Linked DNA regions of Homo sapiens: region 1 is linked to region 2. A link is a loop called in an ENCODE intact Hi-C map of the cell type or tissue named here. Cell type or tissue: IMR-90. All regions are shown on one strand. Links, peaks and the distances in the headings refer to the core of each region. The heading gives the core; the rest is flanking DNA.

Region 1 (10,528 bases), core at 825-8,824, 1.3 Mb before region 2:
AAACCTGTTTTATGATCAAATAGATAAACTTGAAATATTCAGATGTAAGACTAAATAAACTGACTACCTCTAACTATATCACATAACTCGATTTTTGAGTTATACAAGATGTGTAAAGAGATTCTGCTGTCAGAAAAGTAGAACCATTTGGTAACTAGCACTTGGCGTTTGTAGGAAAAAAAGATGGAAATGCAAAGAAAATTATGACTAAGTGTTTTGGATAAAATTAAGATTATCTAGTAATTTAGTTTATGATAAAGGAGATATTTAAATAAGGGAAGAAAGGATGAACTCATCAATACACATGGATAAAAAAATTCATTTCTTTCAGAAAAGAAGTAACAGACTTTTTCTAAACCACAAAACCTACATAAAAAGAAGTTTTTGATAAACTACATGGTTTTGAGGGGAGAGGATACCACTCAACACCTAGAAAAAAATCTGAATTTATTACTTAAATAAGAGAGAACTATGTTTTTTAGGCACCATTTCCCTGATTGCAAAGCAGGAAGCTTATTTTGTATGAGGATTTGGAAGAGGTAGAGCCAGGGACCGGCCGACTTTCAAAGTCAGGAGTTGGTGGATCTCAGCAGTGGAAATGTGCTTATTCAGGTAAGCTATTTGTTGTTTTTTCAGAAACAGGGTCTTGCTATGTTGCCCAGATGGAGTGCAGTGATGTGATCGTAGCTCACTGCAGCCTCAAGTTCCTGGGCTCAAGAGATCCTCCTGCCTCAGCCTCCCAAGTAGCTGAGACTACAGGTGTGAGGCACTACACCCTGCTCAGGTAAGTTTATTGTTGATTGGCCAGCTTTCAGAAATGTGTTCATGGAGTAAGGCTTTTGCTCACCATCTGACTTTGAAAAATAGGTGACTTCCCTGATTGATTTTCAGAAACATGATCACTGACTACAATGGCCATCAGTCTTGAAACAGATTCTACAAATAACGTAATTAAGAATGGGGAAAAGATCTGAATACATACTTAACCAAAAAAGAGATACACAATGGCAGATAAACCTAGGGGGGAAAAGACACTTAACGCTGTTAGTCATTAGAGAAGTGCAAACTAAAACTGCAATGGGATACCACTACACATGCATTACACTTGCTACAATGGAAAAGACTGATCATAATAAATAATGGAAAGGACATGGAGAAACCGGGACCCTCATAAAATGCTGGTCAGAATGTAAAATGCTACAATTGCTTTGGAAAACAATTTGGCAGTTTATTAAACAGTTAAACATATTCCTTTCATATGGTCCAGCCACTCCACTTCTAGATAGTTAACAGAGAAAACTAAAAGCATGTTTATACCCAGGCCCATACACAAATGCTTACAGCAGCTTTATTTGCAATGGCAAAAAGTGGAAACAACACAACTGTTCAAAACAAGTCTGGGTAAAAAAAGTTTGTGCTATAGCTATATGATGAAATACTACTAAACAATGAAAAGGAATGAGGTATTGATACACGCAACAAGACAGATAAATCTCAGTAGTTTAGTTGTGCTTAGTAAAAGACATAAAAGGGTGCATATTGCATGCTTCTATTTATATAAGTTTCCAGAAATGCAAACTAACTTTTAGTGACAGAAAAAGATTGACACTTCTCTGTAGACAAGTGTGGAGGGTGGTGGAAGAGATTACAAAGAAGCCTGAGAAAACTTTTGTGGTGATAGATATGTTTATCTTCTTGATTGTGATGATGGTTTTACAGGTAGATATCTATTTTAAAACTTATCAAATTGTACATAATAAATATGTGCACTTTATGTTAATTAAACATCAATAGAGATGCTAAAATTATGACCCCAATTTGATCATTACACATTGTATTCATCTATCAAAATATCACATGTATCCCATAAATATGTACAAGTACCAGATATCAATAAAAAACTATAGATGAATATATTTATAAGAATATATTGGCCAGGCACGGTGACTCACGCATGTAATCCCAGCACTTTGGGAAGCTGAGGAGGGCGGATCACCTGAGGTGGGGAGTTCAAGACCAGCCTGACCAACATGAAAAAACCCTGCCTCTACTAAAAATACAAAATTAGCGGAGTGTGGCGGTGCATGCCTGTAATCCCAGGTACTCAGGAGGCCGAGGCAGGAGAATCACTTGAACCTGGGAGGCGGAGGTTGTGGTGAGCCAAGATTGTGCCATCGTACTCCAGCCTGAGCGATAAGAGCAAAACTCTGTCTAAAATATATATATAAATAAAGACAAGTAAGGACTTCCTAAGAAAAAACCAAAATATCAAAGACATAAAGTAAAACTATCCTGATTATAAAGTTTTTAAAGTTTAAGTCAGATTTGGATACATGAAGAAAAAAAAGAAAAAATACTGTAAACAATGTTAGCATGGAAAAATTAAAATTGAAGAAAATATTTGCAAAACATTTAATAGACAAATGAATAGTATATGAATATACAACAAGCTCTTATAAATTAGTATAATGGTAATAAACAATAATAGAAAATGGGAGCAGGATATGTCAGAGGGATTCTGACTAGCCAATAGCATATGGAAAGGTATTCAACATCAGTAGGAGCATCGCGCAAGACAACATATGTCTACTGGACCATTTGAAAATTACCCAGTTACTTGCTTGTCTTCCTTCCAAATAGAATCTAAGGGCAAGGTGTCTTGCTCTTGGTAACATTTAATCCCCACTATTTAGCCCCATTTCTGAGAAATAGAGATTTAAAAACGATTTATTCAATGAAGTCACCCCTCCTCCCTCTTTTATGACATAGCCTCTCTTTTCTTTATTTTTTGGCTGTCTTCAGGATCTTGTGCTTTCTCTTCCCCCCCTTTTAAAATCTGAAAAATAAGGGAAGGGTTTCTTTTCTTTGACACACCTGTTCTATTCTTTGTCTCTTGACTATCATCAGGTCTTGGAAGCAATGTATGTTCTGTTACTGAATATTTTTGACTGCTATTCCAAGGCTCACTGACATCATTATGTAATGGAACAATATATCTAACGAGCCAATCTCTGATTTTCTTTTCTTAAAATTCATTTTTTAATTTGCACAATAAAACTCACATTTTTGGTATTAAGTCCCAACTTTGTCTTACCATTTCCATCCATCAAGTAGGAAACATCATCAGTTTTCCCACCTAAGTATCTCTGAAATGAATAAGTCTGTTTTTTTCCCCAGTCTGCCATCACTACCACATATTAGCAAACAACTGCAACAGCCCCTTTCCCAGGTTCCCCTGGGTCCACTATTGCTCCCACCCATTGAGTCTCAGTGAAACCAGTTGGTGTGATCTTTGCATACGCAAACATGCCATTTTCCTTCCTGAGCTATGGAATAGTGACCGCTTGATCATAAGGAATAAAATCCTTAACGTAGCTTAGAGGGCTTCCCTAATCTACCACTGACAATACATCTAATGTAGTAATTTTCTGTTGCTGTCATAACAAATGACCACAAATTTACTGGTCTAAAACAGCAAAAATGTATTATCTTATAGTTCTTGAAGCCAGAAGCCCAACAGGAGTCTCACTGTGGTAAACATCAAGGTGTCTACAGGGCAGCATTCTTTTCTATAAGCTCCATAGGATAATTCACTTTCTTGTCTTTTCTAGCTTTCAGAGACCACCTGGATTCTTTGGCCCTTGACCGCAGCATTTGTCTTTAAAGTCAACAGTCATGGGCCAGTTCTCTGTCATTTGTGGAATCTCTCCTCCCTCTTCTAATTCATTCCTCTGACTCGTTCTTCTCCCTCCCTTTCCTACTTCTAAGACCTCAAGTGGTTTCACTGAACCCACCTCGACAGTCCAGGGTCATTTCCCCATTGTAGTCAGAGGATTAGCAATCTTATTCCATCTGCATCCTCAATTATCTTTTGTCATGTAGTGTATTCACAGTTTCCAGGATTAGATTGTTAATATCTTGGATAGTGGCCCTGGCCTCATTTAATAACTACTCTACTTTACTGTCTATCTACATAAAACTCCCTTCTGTTTTTCAGAGGAAAAGATGGTGCCTGGTGCTGGGCTTCACACTGTTCCCAGTGCAGCAAAAGTTCTTTCTCTCAGCCATTAATCTTTCCCCCTACCTGGTTAAGTCTCATTCTTACTTCATTCTTTATATTAAATGCCACTTTGTCATGGCGGTCACGTTTGACTTTTCCAACCTTCAATATCAGGGCAAATCCCTTTGTTTTAGCATGATCTACTACTTCTTTTCATTAAGTTCCTCACATTTGTATCACTTCCCTTGTGAAATGCAACTTTCATGTTACAACATAGTCAAAAATATTCATTAACAGAGCATACTTGCTGTAAAAAACCTGATGATAGTCAAGAAACAAAGAATAAAACAGGTGTGCCCAAGAATAGAAACCCTTCCCTTTTAGTTCATAGATTTTGAGAAGGGGAAGAGGAAAAAAAGATCCTGAAGAGAGCCAGGGACAATATCTGCCTTGTCTACTCTGGCATCCCAGCACCTAGCAGGATACCTGGCAAATCAGTGGTGAGTACATTAGGAATTGAAATGAAATTTTTACTCCTTATCTCAATCATCATATTCCCTCTGCCTTGATTCCACTTCTTCTACCACTCTACTCCCCAAAGTTTTACTCTATTTGACTAATTTCTACCACCCTTTTAATACGCAACCATAGTGTTTTCTTTTTTTGTAAGTATCTCTCAATGCACCACTCTGAGCTAGGTGGTTCAGCCAAAGGATTTCTAGAGCATCTCTCAGTCATGGCTCCAACATTGTAATAGCATTCATCATCAGTTCTACCTTGAGGACAAACAATATATTCTTATTAAGCCATGTGCCTCCAGGACCTGACACAGGCCCATACATGGAAAGCACTCAATAAAAGGTGGAAATAATCAATTAATGAGTTTCTTCCTGCAAAAATAAAATTGCATCCATTTATTTGCAAAACAAAATCATCAAAGTTGTTGAAAAATGTGTATGCTGATAAAAAAAACTCTTCTCTCTCTTTCTCTCCGTGTGTGTGTGTGTTTTTAAATTAATTTGTTTTATTTATTTGCCATGAACCCATGGCATTAGAATAAAATTCATTACACTTGAAAATATAATATAGCTGTGCTACCACAAGATGGCAGGGGAGTATCGTGCTCGCCATGTGCACGCATATTACATAATAAGTATTTTTTATATATATATATATATGCAGTATATACACACATATGTATTATATTTCATGTTTTTTTCCCTGAATAATCAGTACCTATTAGTGTAGAATAAATTACTAACACATGAATCCTGTTCTCAGTATATTACACAGAGGAAAACTCTAGCTAACCTTTTCACTCTGCTTTGACTAAAATTCAAGGTATAATCACTTTCTCAACTCTTTGTTTTCTTTCCTAGAACTCTAGTAGGTACCATTTGATGCATGGCTGCTATGAACCAGGAATCAGTTCCATAGATAGTTAATATCTATGGTTTTCCAAGGGGAAACTGAAGCTAAGAAATGTTAGCTATCTTACCTAAAATCACTTGATATAATTTTGAGCTTAGCATTTAAACCCAGGTCTTTATATAATTTAATTTCAAAACTACCATTATTCCTGCTAGGCAATTCTGCCTCCATAGCTCTGTGTGTGTGTGTGTGTGTGTGTGTGTGTGTGTGTGTGTGTGTGTGTGTGTCTGTGTGCATGTGTGTGTATGTTCTCTTCCATAGTCCTATCTTTTTACTATTGTCTGTTTTTGAAAGGTAAAATTACGATCCAACCAAAAGATTTTTCCTCAATCAAAACTTTGAAATGGACTTGCCCTCTCTGTCCCAATCCCAACCCTTTTACATTCAGTAGTCTCATCAAGATGGACCAAGCTAGAGAATGTCCTGTGTCTTCCTCAGAGCTGCAGGAGGTCAGGGGGTAATGATGATGCCTAAACTGAAGTCAAGAGATCTGACGTCAAATAGCTTGTGATCAGCAGAGCTGAGAAAGATAACACTTTTAAAAGCAATTCTACTTGGACACGGTGAAGTTGGGAAGAACTCTCTTGCAAATAAACATATAACTAACAAATTTGATAACCAAGCATTTTATACAATAGGTATGGGATTTTAAAATAAAGATTCAGAGATGAATGGCTTGTTTTAACTGTAGCAGATTTTGGACACAGTCAGTAGTCATTTAGAAACCTGGGGGCACCATTTTCCAGAGATTCTGAATTTTGCCTTCTTATTTTTGGACTAGATGACTCTCAAAGTCTCCAGAACATGGATAAGTGAAAGAAAGAATTTATATATTAGACAGATATCAAGGAGCTTGAATCTTTACTTTTGTGATTCTGAGCAATAAGATTGACATACATGAATTTTAAGAGTCTGTAGAAGAAGCACAATATGGTACAGAGACAATGACAAATGTCTTTACTTGAAACAATTAAAAAGAGATTTCACGGCCGGGCGCGGTGGCTCACGCCTGTAATCCCAGCACTTTGGGAGGCCGAGGCGGGTGGATCACGAGGTCAGGAGATCGAGACCACGGTGAAACCCCGTCTCTACTAAAAATACAAAAAATTAGCCGGGCGCAGTGGCGGGCGCCTGTAGTCCCAGCTACTCGGGAGGCTGAGGCAGGAGAATGGCGTGAACCCGGAAGGCGGAGCTTGCAGTGAGCGGAGATCGCGCCACTGCACTCCCGCCTGGGCGACAGAACGAGACTCCGTCTCAAAAAAAAAAAAAAAAAAAAAAAGAGATTTCACTAATGCTATGCCAACGTTTTAGGAAGCAGTTGGAAAAGTCTTGTAATTAAGGAAAGTCAGATATCTCAATACAAGCAGACTCAGTCTATCTTCGTTGAAAGCTGAAGTTTAGCTCATCTTGCAGTCTGTCAATGGTTAAAACAATCGTCAGGGCCTCTTAACCAGCTCAAACATACACACAAAGTAAGTACAGGGATGCATTAGAAAATTAATGTTTGCAGCAATGTATTATCAACTAGTAAAATTAAACTGATGAATAATGTTGCTTCATCAGTGGTTGGGAGAAGAGAAACAGCCACTCACTGAGAAATTAATTTACTCAATAATGGAAACTTGCATTTTATAGATTTTAATGGATACCTAATAATGTTGCTTTTATTAAATATGTAAATTGCAGATTTAACAATGCATGAGATAAATAGGACATTAATTATAATTAAAAGTGTTGAATATTCTAGAAGTTATAGTTGTTTTTCTTAGAAAAATAGTAATGTTCAATATTAAAATTTTAATCTTAAAGAGAAAAAAACACCCTTTAATTGGCTCTCAAATTCCCTGAGCCCTACCATGATGTAATGCTTTCCCAGTGGCAGATTAAGCCATATTCTCCCATCTATATGGAGGGAAGCAAACAGATAGTTTTAAAAGCAACAAGAAATTTCCTGTTCCACAGAGAGTAATAGCATAATGTATGAAGTTGAGCCTCCAACTGTCCAGCAATGGGCCAGACCCATTCAAGTTGTGCTGTAAAGGTGAAGAGGTACAAGGTGAACTACCACACTCCATCAATTCTCCAAAAACGGGTGAGACGGAACATGTGTCACTGGTAGTTTAATTTTCTCACTTTCCTGATTGCTGTGTAGCTGTTAGCAGGCTGACTGTGGCTTTACCCCTCCTGTTAGAAGAGGGCACCTTAGGGGAACCTCAAGGAAGGCACAGAAGATAGGAGGTTGTTTGTATGGAAATGGAAAGTTCACTGAATCCCTGCAGTATTAGAACGTTCATGGCTTATACGGTGCATCCTAACATGTCCTGCAGGATGTAATGTTCAAATAAATTTAGCACAACTTTTAAAACTTAAATTCACTGTAAAGAAAAGGACAGGCTGAGCGGGGTGGCTCATGCCTGTAATCCCAACACTTTGGGAGGCCAAGGCAGGATTGCTTGAGCCCAGGAGTTTGAGACCACCCTGGGCAACGTGGTAAAACCCCATCTCTATAAAATATAAAAATAAATAGCCGGGCATGGTGGCATTTATCTGTGGTATCAGCTACTTTAGAGGTTGAGGTGAGAGGATCGCTTGAGCCTGGGAGGTTGAGGCTGTAGTAAGCTATGATCGTGTCATTGTACCCCAGTCTGGGCAACAAGCATGATCGTGTTTCTATCCACACACACAAAGAAGAAAAAGTACGAACAGGAAAGAGATGCTAATCGTTTTCAGAAGCAGGAATCCTCTGCATTGAGTTATTAATTTTAATTACTTCTTCCCACTTTAGTGCCGCTAGCTAATGGGCCTCTTCCAAAACCTGAGGATTTTGCTGCGGTTGTTGCTTAAATAATATAATACCGTTGAAGGAATAAAACAATGAAACAATGTTTTCCTCCAGATCATTAGCATTGGAGTGAATAAATAAAACAAGGCAAAACAAAATCTTAAATATCCTCTGATGATGTCTTTTAAACTGTCATTTGTCTGGGATTAATAAAAGTAACTACTTATTAATAGTAATGAAAACATTGTTTCTGGGAAAACAGCACATCTAATTCGTAGGCAGTTTAGGCTTGAAGGTGAACATGATCTTTGGCAAAAGGATCATTTAGAGAATTCTTCATCATGATTAAAGTAATAAAATTATTAATACAAATAAAATGATTAAACAGTTGATGTTTTTCTCATGAAATAACAGAACAGCTGGGGTTGACCTGGTAAGATTTGAGGCAACGCTGGTCACTAATGACTTTCAGTTTTCGTATTAATAGCCCCAAGAATGATCTGGAAGAAGTAAACTTCTTCCAAATCCATGTTTTCTAATTAAGTCCATTACATACACACACAATAGCTTGTTGACTTGCTTTCCTACTCCAATATTATTCAGAACTGCATGTTCTAAGCTATACCAGTCTTTTTATGCAAAACCATCATTTGGCATTATCCCCATTTGTACTTAAAACTACTAGCCTTGCGAAGACATCTTTCCAAAGGTGAAAACTTAATAATTCACAGAATGACTATAGACACAGTTCTATTCTCATGCTGAATTGTTGGTTCCCACTTTCTCCTCCCTTCCCTTGTCATCTGTTTCTGATTCTAATACAGTCTTCACTAAGATCAGTATATTTTCATGCTCTGAATTTTTGAGTTTCTTGGAATTTCTTTTTTCCTGATCCACAGAGCAATATTTCAGTTAAAGTCTTAATAAGTGTGTGCTTTTTAGTTGACCTCCAAATTTTCTTAATCAAGAAAAGGCAGAGAAATGTTGGGCTTATTTCAAATTATTTTTTTCAGATAATCACTATATATTATGCATAATTTTATATAACTTTGCTAGACACTACAGTAAGAATAGAAACACAACCCTCAGTTCTATCTTGTGTTCTGCATTACTAAAATTAATGGAGGTGTTTTCAATTTAAGAATTTTAAAAATTCTTAAAAAGGATGGGTATTTTCTAGTCGTATCCAAGTACTTTCTAAAAAACAGTAAAGATTGGAACATTTTTCAAGGAGTCTGAGAAGACTAGTTCTCACACTGAGAGGACAGTAAATTTAGCCAGCCTATAGGGAGAAATGAATTGCAGTGTTTTAAGGAACTCATAGTCCTGTAGAACATTCCCTGAAAGCCTTATTTCTGTTTAGAAAAGCTGTATTTCTTACTCTCCATCAGACTTTTTCAGGTATGTTTATCATCATAAAGTCAATCACCAAACAAAGCGATTTTTACTGAAAAGAAGAGAGGCTTTAAAGTGAGACTTAATTGTGAATGCTTTGTCCTCTCATTTGACAATATGGTGCATTGCGGTCTGACTTTCAGCCAAGGAAAACTTAAGGGAAAAATAGAAAGTTATAGAAGCTGCTTTGGCTGGTGGAACAGGGGTGAGTTTCTTGTTTATTTCAGGAGTAACTGTACTTCCCTTCCATGATAGGCCAAGGAATATGTCACTGTTTTTCTAGGACCCAATGCAGACTTTTGTTGCAGAGTGAACTGGACTGGAGCTATTGAAGTCCTGCTCAAAAGGACTATCAGGATGAGGAAAATGGGACTCCAATATATGAGAGGTGATATGTGCTATAAAGTGAGCCTCCCAAGGGCCAGGCTTTCAGAAGGCAAATGTCTGAAGAGGAGGCAGGGCACACACCTAGAATTTGAGTTGGAGGGCCCAAGTTGAATCTCCTCCAGTGAACCCAGGAAAGCACCCATGTTAGACATTGTTCATGCATCATATCAGATCCACTAAACCCCTTTGTTCTCTGATTTTGGCCACAGCTTCAGTGATGGGCCTGTGCATGGACCCCAAATGGCTTCCTGCAGGTGCATCTTGGCACCACCATACATCAAGCCCATCCAGCATTCCTGTGGCCCATCCCTGGGCTTTTCTGTGACATGGCAGAAAATTTTGTGATCACTCTTTTTCATCCTGGAACTCTAAGAGGGCTAATGTCTCATGGGATGAACTCTGGATAAATATGCATAGAAACCAGCAAGCAAAACTTCTCCTTCCTCTGCTGAAGGCCTGATCCTAAAGCTCATGCCACTCAGCTTTCCAGAAGATCCCATAGGAGTGAACATCCAGATATCCTGACATTGACC
Region 2 (10,528 bases), core at 742-8,741:
ACAGGACCGGCCTCATGGCACAATTTGGACATGGGTCATGTTTATATTTCGTATCCTGTCCCTTCCCCCAACATGCTGGGTGAGTTTGTACCTCTATTCCCTCTTGTCATCAAATGATTTCATAGTGTTCTCTGGCACTCCAGGGCTGAACCCATGTTAATATTCTATCTTGCAAGTTTATCCTTGTAAGTTTATCCTCCTAAGGAAATGTACTCATATTACGTTCCCTTTCCTTGAGAACTAGGGTCATAAAACAACTGCAATAAAGTAACATAAGCCACATTCTTCTAAGTATTAATAGCATAACATTTATCATGGTTGTTCACAAATCTGGCTAAGTATCAGAATCATATGGAAGCCCTTTTAAATCTATACATTTCCAGATTTCATATCTTAGAGATTCTTTTTTCAGATCTTGGACAGGTTCTGACAGTCAAAAATAATAAATACACAAACAAAAGCTTCTTGGATGATCCTAATACCCAGCTAGATGTAGAATCTACTGACATTATACTGTTTTACAGTTGACTATGTAATGGATATCTCCTTCACTATTAAATTTCTTGATGGCAGGGACTATGTTTTTAAATTTTGCATCCTTTAGTAGAGTTCCTTGTGCATGTCACAGTAAGAGCTCAATGACCATGTGTGGAATTCAGTTGAATAATGGCTGAAATTTCTTGCCAGTTATAGGCATATTGATGGACTTTCTTTCCTATGTAGTAACTAAAAATACTATCTTATGATTTTCACACTGTTACAGATACTATAAATATTCGTATTTGAATTAGTAGTATATGAAGTAACTTCTCTCAAACATATGAAAAGATTAGGCATAAAAGCATCAAATTTACAAAAACTAAAATAAAATATAATTGACTTTTTGAGAGCTTTGGGAATTGGTGGTGATTTTTTAAGCTTAGAAAACCTGGATTAATAAAGACACGTATGTACTCCTCATATGATTTCAGCTCATTTCCAGTGCCTTTGGGTAGATATTGCCAACAGATGAAGGCACTCTTTTTTATTAAAATGGGACTTCGCTTTAGAATCCTTCTTAACCACGTATTTTACAACCAATAAGAAATTATGTGATGAGGTAGGTGAATTAAAAATGAGTTGTCTATCTTTGAAATAAAACAAAAGGTAATCAAGTTTGATTTTAAGATGCCATTTCTTAATTTTTTAGGCCTTTCTTGCCTTCCACTTGAGTGATTTTTTTCTTCTCCTTTTATCTTTTACTAATTTACAAGTTACATATCTCTACCTTTTAGTGGTATGTTAGTGGGAGATTACCTTGATGCAATGGTGTCTCCAAGTCCTTTACCAAAGGGCTGGCCCAGACAGGCTCATGGACCCAAGTAAGATGCTGAGATCACAGTTTATTGAATCAATTTAAAGGATACAGCAAGAAGCAAGGGGAAAGGGGCAGAGTAGGTTAATAATGTACTTAGGAAAGGGTGCAATTAGTATACGATTGAGTTAACTGAAGCCTATTCTATAAAATGTTTATATGTCCTCTCTTCTATTTTTCTATATTAATTCTTCCTGCTAACATTGTGGTTATAAGGACCAGAATTGCAGATAAACAAAGAAGACTTGGCAGATGGAGGGTGCCTAGAGCCAATTTATATTTTCTCTGCAAGAAAGACTCAGGGACTGGTCCGCCTGGCTATAGTTGTAACTCACCACTGTTACCTGTTGAGCACCCATGGATTTTATCTGTCTTGAGCAGAGGATACATGGAGCCAAAATGAGTCCTCATTAATATTTGGTGCCTTGGGTGTTTCATGAATATTTGGTGCTTACCCAGTCCTTCCATATCTTCTTATTTATGCACTCAGTACACACATACTCTACTTACCTTATATATCTAACATATATATGTATCTCTTAATTAATTCTTCCTTTCTTTCATTTTCTAGTCCCTGAATTGAATATTCTTAAATAATGTAGCAAATACACATGACAGATGTCTTGAAATTTTTAACATGCATACTCCAATTTACAATTTCCAAAATTAATAATAACTGTAGCCTCCTCTCAAAAAATGGAATTTAGAAACAGAGTATTTTCAACCTGACTTCCTCTTCTTTCATGTTATAGCATCTTAATTTTCTTGGTTATAATACATTATTTATATGTCAATACTTAGTTTCTCCAAATTTTATTCAGTTTCCTTGTTCAATATTTCTTCTTACATCTTGCTTCTTCCTTTTGGATTCAATTTCCTTCTTTTTGAAGTACATCTGTCAGTAGTCGTTTCAGCCTACGTCTGTGAATGGTAAACTCTAGTGGTCTTTATCCGACAACTTTTCTCATTTTCATTTTGACAGCTTAGTTGAGAATAGAATTTCCCATAGCCCTTTAAAAATTTTATTTTAATCTTTCTTTTTACTAGTGGCACTTTTATTGTCAATTTTATTTTTGTTTCCTCATAGGTAGGTTATTGTTGTTGTTGTTTGAGACAGGGTCTTACTCTGTCACTCAGGCTGGAGTGTGGTGGCAAGATCATGGCTCACTGTAGCCTTGACTTCCCCGACTCAAGTGATCCTCCTGTTCAGCCTCCCAAGTAACTGGGATGACAGACATGGGCCACCAAGCCCAGCTAATTTTTTAAATTATTAATTTTGGAGACTCCATGTTGCCCAGGCTGGTCTTGAACACTTGGGCTCAAGTAATACTCCTGCCTCGGCCTTCCAAATTGTTGGATTATAGGCGTGAGGTACTATGCCCAGCCTATAGGTATGTTTTCTTTCTTGCTTTGTTCTTAGGAATTGTTTTTCTTGTTTTGGTGCTCTTTAATTTTAACTAGAAGTGTTCTGATATTGATTTCTTTTAAAACATGTATCCTGTTAAGGACTTACTGCATTCTGGTTCATATCTATCTTTGTATCTCACACATTCTCTGCTATCTTCTCTTTGAATCAGGCCTCCCCTCCATTTTATTTCTTTTCTTTCTTTTTAGATCTTCTATTAAATATGTGTTAGATCTTGTTATTATACTCTTAAGGATATAACTTCACTTTTATACTCTCCATTTTTTAATCCTCTGTATAATTTCTTCAGATTTATTTTCCAATTTAATAATTATCTCTTTCACTGTATCTAGTCCATCTATTTAACCCATATGTAGAGCTTTTTATTTTTAATAGAAATAAGCTCTATGACAGTAGGAAATTCACGTATCTTATTCACTATTTTATCTTTGGAACCCAGAACAGTGCTAGAACTCTGCAGATGTTCAATAAGTATCAAAATTATTAATAGATCAATAAATTCCTTTTTTCAAATATTTTTATTTTTTCTTATACTTTTCCTTCATTTGATTTTTATTTTCCTTTATGTTTTTAATCATTTTATGGATTTTTCTTTGATAGTCACTTCCAGGTTTTTTTTTGTTTTGTTTTGTTTTGTTTTTGATAGAGACAGGGTCTCACTATGTTGCCCAGGCTGGTCTCAAATCTAGGCCTCAAGCAATCCTCCTGCCTTGGACCTCCAAAGTGTTGGGATTACAGGTGTGTGTCACTGCACCTAGTGGTCAGATTGCTTTATTAACTCAAGTGGTTGGGGCACAGATTTTTCTATTTGTTGTGTCTTCTCATATGCCTTTTGGTAGATTGTTTCTTTGTGTAGTGTGCAAATTTTATTGAGAGCTCACCTTTACTGAAAGCCATTTATTCTGTGGGATTCTTTTGTTTCCTGAGTTGTGTATATGTCCTCATCAAGGATTTTATATTTGCTTCTATAGGGCCTGGCTCTTTCTTAGGATTCTCTTTTCAAATGATAAGGTAAAATTAGATTTCCATTGGCAGAGGCTTTCAATATTCACAGGAACCATTACTCTCACCCCTACTCATCCTAGACTTCTAAGGCTTCAAAAAGTGAAAACCTCTTTAGGGTTCTAGTTTATGTAGGAATGTTAGTTCCAGATCCTCATAAGTGGCTTTAGGACCACATCTTTTAGTCCCAAATGGGGTTAAACCTCAGCTCCTGGACCTTATTATTGTGACTTTGAATTTCTTCTTCAATTCTGGTATCTGAAGCCTTTGCTGTCTCTGTTTTAAACTCAGCTTTATATTTTAAAATACTCATACTCTATTCATTATTTCTATATATTTGGAGAAGGCAGGAGTCTCATGCCATGGGAAAAAAGGGAAAATGGGGAAAAGATGATTTGATTCCACAGGTTTTGCTAATGAATTTCATCCAACTCACACATGAGACTACCATTAAGAATCACCGTATTATTTTGTTATTCTTAGAGTTTTTTGCAATAGTCTTATGGATATTAACATTAAACCCAATTCAATAAATAATAATATGTAAAATATTTCAGGATATATAGACTACTAAGACAGTCTCTGCACTCAAGAGGCAAACATTGTATAGTACAGAGATTAAGTAAATTTCATAAATAATCACAATGCAGGAAGCCTAATTGCTATGGAGATGCATATAGCTCTTTAGAATAATACATTACACGTATTATCAAACAAATTACTAAAATTGTTAGAAGAATGGAAAAGGAATCAGAAGAAGGCATTTTCAAGTAATAGTAACAGGAAAAACTTCATGATAGTGGTACTAGTTGAAATGTGCCTTGAAGAATGACTAGGATTTCTGAAAATAAAAACTATGAGGGAGGGGTCAGAAGGGAGGTAGTGGCTTTTCAAAGTAGAAAGAAAAGCATTAGCTTAGACAAGGAGCTTGGAGGGTGGAGGGCCTCCAATAAGGAACAAGTAATCCAATTTTCCAGGTTAGGATGTTAGAAAAGCAGTATCATTAGAAAGTAAAAGTAAAGAAATGTAAAAAAAAAAAAGGGGTATGGGGGTTGGTAAAAAATGGGCAAAAATTAAAGCTAATTTAATTTAAAATGTTTTACTGTCATATTTATCTAAAGAGAAAAGATAATGTTGGGTTAATTTTTAAGGATAAATTTAAAAACCGGGATCACTTACATCTTAGGTTGGGCAAGTTTCTTCTTCTCAATGACCTGATCCTCTGATTGGTTAGTTTTACAGTTTCCAGGAAGGTAAACGGAATCAGCATTTTGGTCTCTCAGGCATACAAGTACCATCTAGTGGCAAAGGAAAGCAACCACAAGAATGAAATTATACAGGAAACATTTGCTTGTTTATTTTGAATTTTATTTATATTATAATTAGCTAATAACAGAAGGCCATGTTCTACTTGAATAGGGAAATAAAGTACCCTTTAATCAAACATTGCTTGATTATTGGATTAAAAGAATGTGAGATCAGACAAACATGGGTTATAAAGAGCTTATTAAATATGAAATGTTTGAAAATTTTACAAGAAGTTAATATCAAATTATATTTTGGGAATAAAACTTAAAGAAGGATCTACTTGAGTTTAAAGAGAGAGAGAGAGAAAAAGAAAGTCAATGTAAATGACGAAGAGGCAGAAATACTGAAGGTAACTATTTCTTTTTTTTTTTTTTTGAGATGGAGTTTTGCTCTTGTTGCCCAGGCTGGTGTGTAACGGCTCAATCTCGGCTCACCGCAACCTCCACCTCCCAGTTTCAAGCAATTCTCCAGCCTCAGCCTCTTGAGTAAGTGGGATTACAGGCATGCGCCACCACACCCAGCTAATTTTGTATTTTTGGTAGAGACGGGGTTTCTCCATGTTGGTCAGGCTGGTCTCAACCTCCCGACCTCAGGTGATCCGCCCGCCTTGGCCTCCCAAAGTGCTGGGATTACAGGCATGAGCCACTGTGCCCGGCGAAGGTAACTATTCTTTTGGAATTTTCTCTGCTTCCACTTTGCCTAACTCCTACTTAGCCTTCAAATCTTTAGATATGTCTTCCTCTAAACAATGTTCCTTGACACCCCAGGTCTGTATTAGATGAATCACCAATGTCCTTCTATGGACCACTATTCCCATGATGCTACTGACCACACTTCTTTGTCACTTCCCATTTTATAGCCCTCATTGCAATCAATAATCCTAAACAGCTAGAGCCATGTCTGTTTCATCCACTGTTCTATCCCAAAGGCTTAGGATAGTACCTGACATGTAATAGGTAATTCACAAATATTTACAGAATGAATGGACAGATTAATGAAGAAAGAGAATAACTGTGATGGAAATGTTCAAGGTACAAATATCGAAAGCTAGTATCAGTAAAGTTTAAGAAAACAAAAAGTTTCCAGAAAATTATTAGTTGAAAAAACTTTTTTTCTTCATTGTACATTGATTCCCTACAGGACATCCATTTATTTATAATTTCTGGTACTTTATAGTTTTCAGAGTACTTCTCTACCTCGGTGAAGAAAAAATAATAGTTCACAGCTCACATATCATTGCAGAGATCAAATAAAAGGCTACACATAAAGCATATAGAAGAGTATGCAGCACATATTACATGCTCAACAGTTGGATTTTATTATTTCCTATACCTCATCTCATAAGTTCTTTGAAGCAGCACAGAGTCAAAGAAGGAAGCTATTTTAGATTTCTGTTTTACAAATTAGGAAACAGTGATTATGGAAACTAACCATGAGTAATATATGATCATGGAGTCACATCAGTTACTAAGTTTCTAAATCCACAACATCTAAGTAATAGTTATTGTCCCTTCTATGGCATCATGTTGCTTCCTTAGAGAGACAAGAGAGAAGAAAGGACATGTGGATGCTAAATAAGCACAGCATTGCAATGCAGAGAAGGAAAATACAATATAAAAAGTGTACTAGCTTTTCTCTTGCTTCCCTGACAAATTGCCACAGCCTTTAGTGATTTAAAACAACACAAACTTATTATTACAGTTCTGTAGGTTAGAAGTCCAATACAGGTGGGGCACAGTGGCTCACGCCTGTAATCCCAGCACTTTGGGAGGCTGATGCAGGAGAATGGCTTGAGCCCAGGCATTCAAGACCAGCCTGGGCAACACAGTAAGACCCCCATCACTACAGAAAATTAAAAAATTAGTTGGATGGGTGGCATGCACCTACAATCCCAGCTACTTAGGATGCTGAGGCAGGAGAATCGCTTGAGCCCAGAAAATTGGGGCTGCAGTGAGCTATGATTTCCTCACTGCACTCCAGATTAGGCGACAGAGTGAGAACCTATCTCAAAAACAAACAAACAAACAAACAAACAGAAGTTCAACACACAGATCTCTCTGCGATAAAGTCAAGGTGTTCCCAGGGCTCTCTGTTCCTTCCTGGAGGTTCTAAGGGATAATCCGTTTCCCGGCCTTTTCCAACTTCTAGAGGCCATCCACATCCCTTCCTCCATCTTCACTGCCAGCAGTGGTGGATTGAGTTCTCCCATCACATAATTCTAGTCTCCTCTTCTGCCTCTCTCTTTTACTTTTAAAAACCTTTGTGATTATATTGCATCCACTGAGATAATCAAGGAAAATCTCCTTGATTTTAAGATCAGCTAATTAGCAACCTTAATTCCATCTCCAATCTTAAATCCATTTCTCCACATAAATGAACATATTCACAGGTTCCAGGGATTAGGACGAGTGGGGGTGGGGATCATTATTCTGCCTATTCCAGGGGAATATTGGCAAGGGGATGAAAGGGAGGAGGAAGGTAGGGCAGTATTTTCAAATGGAAGTGTTAGAGGTATAACTTCAGGCTATCCTCACATTGATCTTGGCAGACACTAAAACCTCTGAATGTTTTTCGCATGGCTAAGCTACAACCCATCCCACTTTGTACTTGTGCTATTGTATTTTTCAACTTGAATGCAGACATTTTCATATATTTATGTTAAATTTTATCTTTTAGGTTTTAGCTCACAGTTCAAATTGTTAAAATAATTTTGTTTTCTGGTTCTGTCTTCAGTCATATTTGCTATGCTATGTAGTTTTTGTTTCACCTGTTGATTTGACCACAATGATTTCTTCACCTATGTAATTTATGAAAAATATGAACAAAAATCAGGGTACAGTTATCCAACTAATTTTGAATTTACCTAATCATAATTAAATCAGGCCCCTATTTTAGGCACATCCACAAAGATATGAAAGACTGGATTAAATGCTTTGCTGAAATTAATTTATATCATGGCCATAACATTCCATCTTCTCTCAAAGATCAAATAAAGAAGTGTGGTGTGACTTGTCTTATTTTAGTCAGTCTGGTTCCGAGTGACCACCAAATTCTAATACATTTAACTATGGACTCTGGAGTTTTACTTTTCTGTTCTACAGTTTTCAATGTCTACCTTTTCACCATGTTTTAAGCAAGTGATCTATCATCTTTTTCCTTTTTTACAGTTTCTCAGAACTCACCAGCAATAGATCTTAGGTTACTTGTAAACAGCTGTGGGACGTAATTTGTCCCTGGAAACATGAACTTATTTGAAACAGATGGGTGTTTTCTTACTACCTCCTCACCTGTCTCAAGTTTCAGTCCTCTTTGTATGTTGTTTCACCTTTACCAACGTAAAGTCCATTTTCTTTACTGAAAAGGAAAAGAAAAGAAAACTTGAGTCAAATTTCTCTTTAATGTTTACATTATTCTCTTAGGTAAATTACAAACTGTGTTTATAAAAATTTATGAAGGTTTATTTCTCTCTGCCCTCTATTATAATTCTTCACTCTAATTAAACCAATCTTCCCATTTTTCCCTCTTGAAGTTAACAGGTATCTCTAGTTCTCAAAGATTTCTCTACAGCATTTTATAATTTGCACCACATAATTTAACAGTGGAAGAAATATTATCTTCCTTATTTGATGCTTTTATAGTATTTTTTAAAAAACTCTCAGAACAATTGTTGATTTCTTTACCTTTTTTCGTTTGGTTCACCTAGAAAGTTGGGAGATTTTACCAAACAAGAATACTGGACACTTAATAAATACTTGTTGGTTGGTTAAGTTTTAAACAACAAATTTGGCTGTACATTCTTCAAATATCAGTCTCTTTGACTAATTTTTCTGTTTGGAGAAACAAAAAGGGTAAAATACTTAAAATTATTTTTGTTGTAATAAAAACAATAGTAATAATAATATTAGTAGTAATAATAAAAATCAAACTAAAACTACCTTTAGAAGTCATTCTCTTCTCCAATCCCTCCCCTGTAACCCTCCAACAATTATCAATTAATCATATTACTGAGCTATTTAATAACAATTTCAGCCACATTTGATATGCTAGTTTGGAATTCTATTTACTGGTAAAGCTGCTTGATTCCCTGCCTACTTTGTCAGCCAAGGCTGCATTTCTTTATATGTTTTAACTCATTCTAGACAAACGTACCAATTTGAAATAGCGAATACTGAATCTAAACTCTGAATATATAAACCACATCATTTCTCTTGAAACCTTTTTTTACCCTTGTAGAAATGTTAAATGTTTAAAAACAAATAATAGCATTTAATAATCACAGATTTTAAAAAATAGTCATGTAATTTTCAATGTATTTTAATCATGCAAATTAATGTACTAAGTTGATAGTAAAAAAGGTGCTGTAACAATTTAACAATTTTGCTCTTAATTTTGGCAAAAATGGCATAGAGACTCCATTAAATAAGGCTTTGATGTCTAGCAAATTAAAAAGTAACACAAATAGAATTCATTGTTCACCAGCAGGAGGAGGGTAGGTTGTAGGTTCGTATCTAGGGTAGCAAGCCTTATTCTCTTACTCTACATTAAATACTGTCAAAATTCCGGTTCACCATTAATTTTGTACAGCTAGGCAACTTGTGAAATCTCAATCTACAACTCCCATGATTTATGTATTCCCATCTGATTTATTTGTCTAAGAAATGTATTAATGAGATGTGGGGACTAGAATTGCCACCATGGCAACCCATCAGTATGGCTTGTTTCCCTTTCCTAGATACGGAAGCTCAGAAAGGAACATCTTCCCTGAAGCTGCTTACTTAGTACTGGGACCTGGTAACTATGGAAATTTAGATTGAGATTATATGGCTACATTGTTTACAAGGTACAAATAGTTTGATAAATAACCTGTTCAAACAGACAGTAAAATATGTCAGGGTCCATACATCAATTTGTGGCAATCTTTTTATTAATAGGTCTTATTTAGTATTCCCTCTGTTAAATTATTCTTACAACTGCATTACATCTGTATTAGTCTGTTCTCAGGCAGCTATAAGTACATACCCAAGATTAGGGAATTTATAAAGAAAAGAGGTTTAATTGACTCACAGTTTCACATGGTGAGGGAAGCCTCAGGAAACTTACAATCATGGTAGAAGGCACCTCTTCACAGGGCAGCAGGAGAGAGAATGAGTGCCGAGTGAAGGGGGAAGCCCCTTATAAAACCATCAGATCTTGTAAGAACTCACCCTCTATCATGAGAACAGCATGGGGAAAACTGTCCCCAGGATTCAATTGTCTCCTCCTGGTCACCTTTGACATGTGGGAAGTATTACAATTAAAGGTGAGATTTGGTTGGAGACACAGAGCCAAACAATATCACCATCATAATTTTGTCATTCATCCTATAAGGGGAATTTGATATCTTCCCTTTTATGAGTAGGTAGCCCTTGTTGAGTGGGTGGTGACATTTTGTGGGGGAA

What was found. Hi-C counts contacts between places; a loop is a spot of excess contacts. Peaks named below come from ENCODE experiments on the same cell type or tissue, not always from the same donor. Only the 100,000 strongest peaks of a DNase experiment are listed, where the experiment ranks them.
Region 1: a loop joins it to region 2, with 2.2 times the contacts of the local background. A loop is called at or near these places in 8 of 110 quality-filtered maps.

Annotation. Positions count from the first base shown.
Region 1 is chr17:70,624,695-70,635,222 of GRCh38, reverse strand. No RefSeq gene overlaps it. Among named protein-coding and RNA genes, the nearest start is that of KCNJ2, 460 kb to the right of the region's middle. In IMR-90, for the core only: a CTCF peak has its summit at 5,117 (motif pointing right); no DNase peak of the experiment used is centred there; H3K27me3 peaks cover 154 bases.
Region 2 is chr17:69,329,760-69,340,287 of GRCh38, reverse strand. It overlaps LOC105371878 (a long non-coding RNA gene), which reads right to left and starts at 8,444. Exons shown (of 4, transcript XR_934949.2): 1 at 8,378-8,444; 2 at 4,962-5,080. In IMR-90, for the core only: a CTCF peak has its summit at 5,069 (motif pointing left); a DNase peak (open chromatin) is centred at 5,057.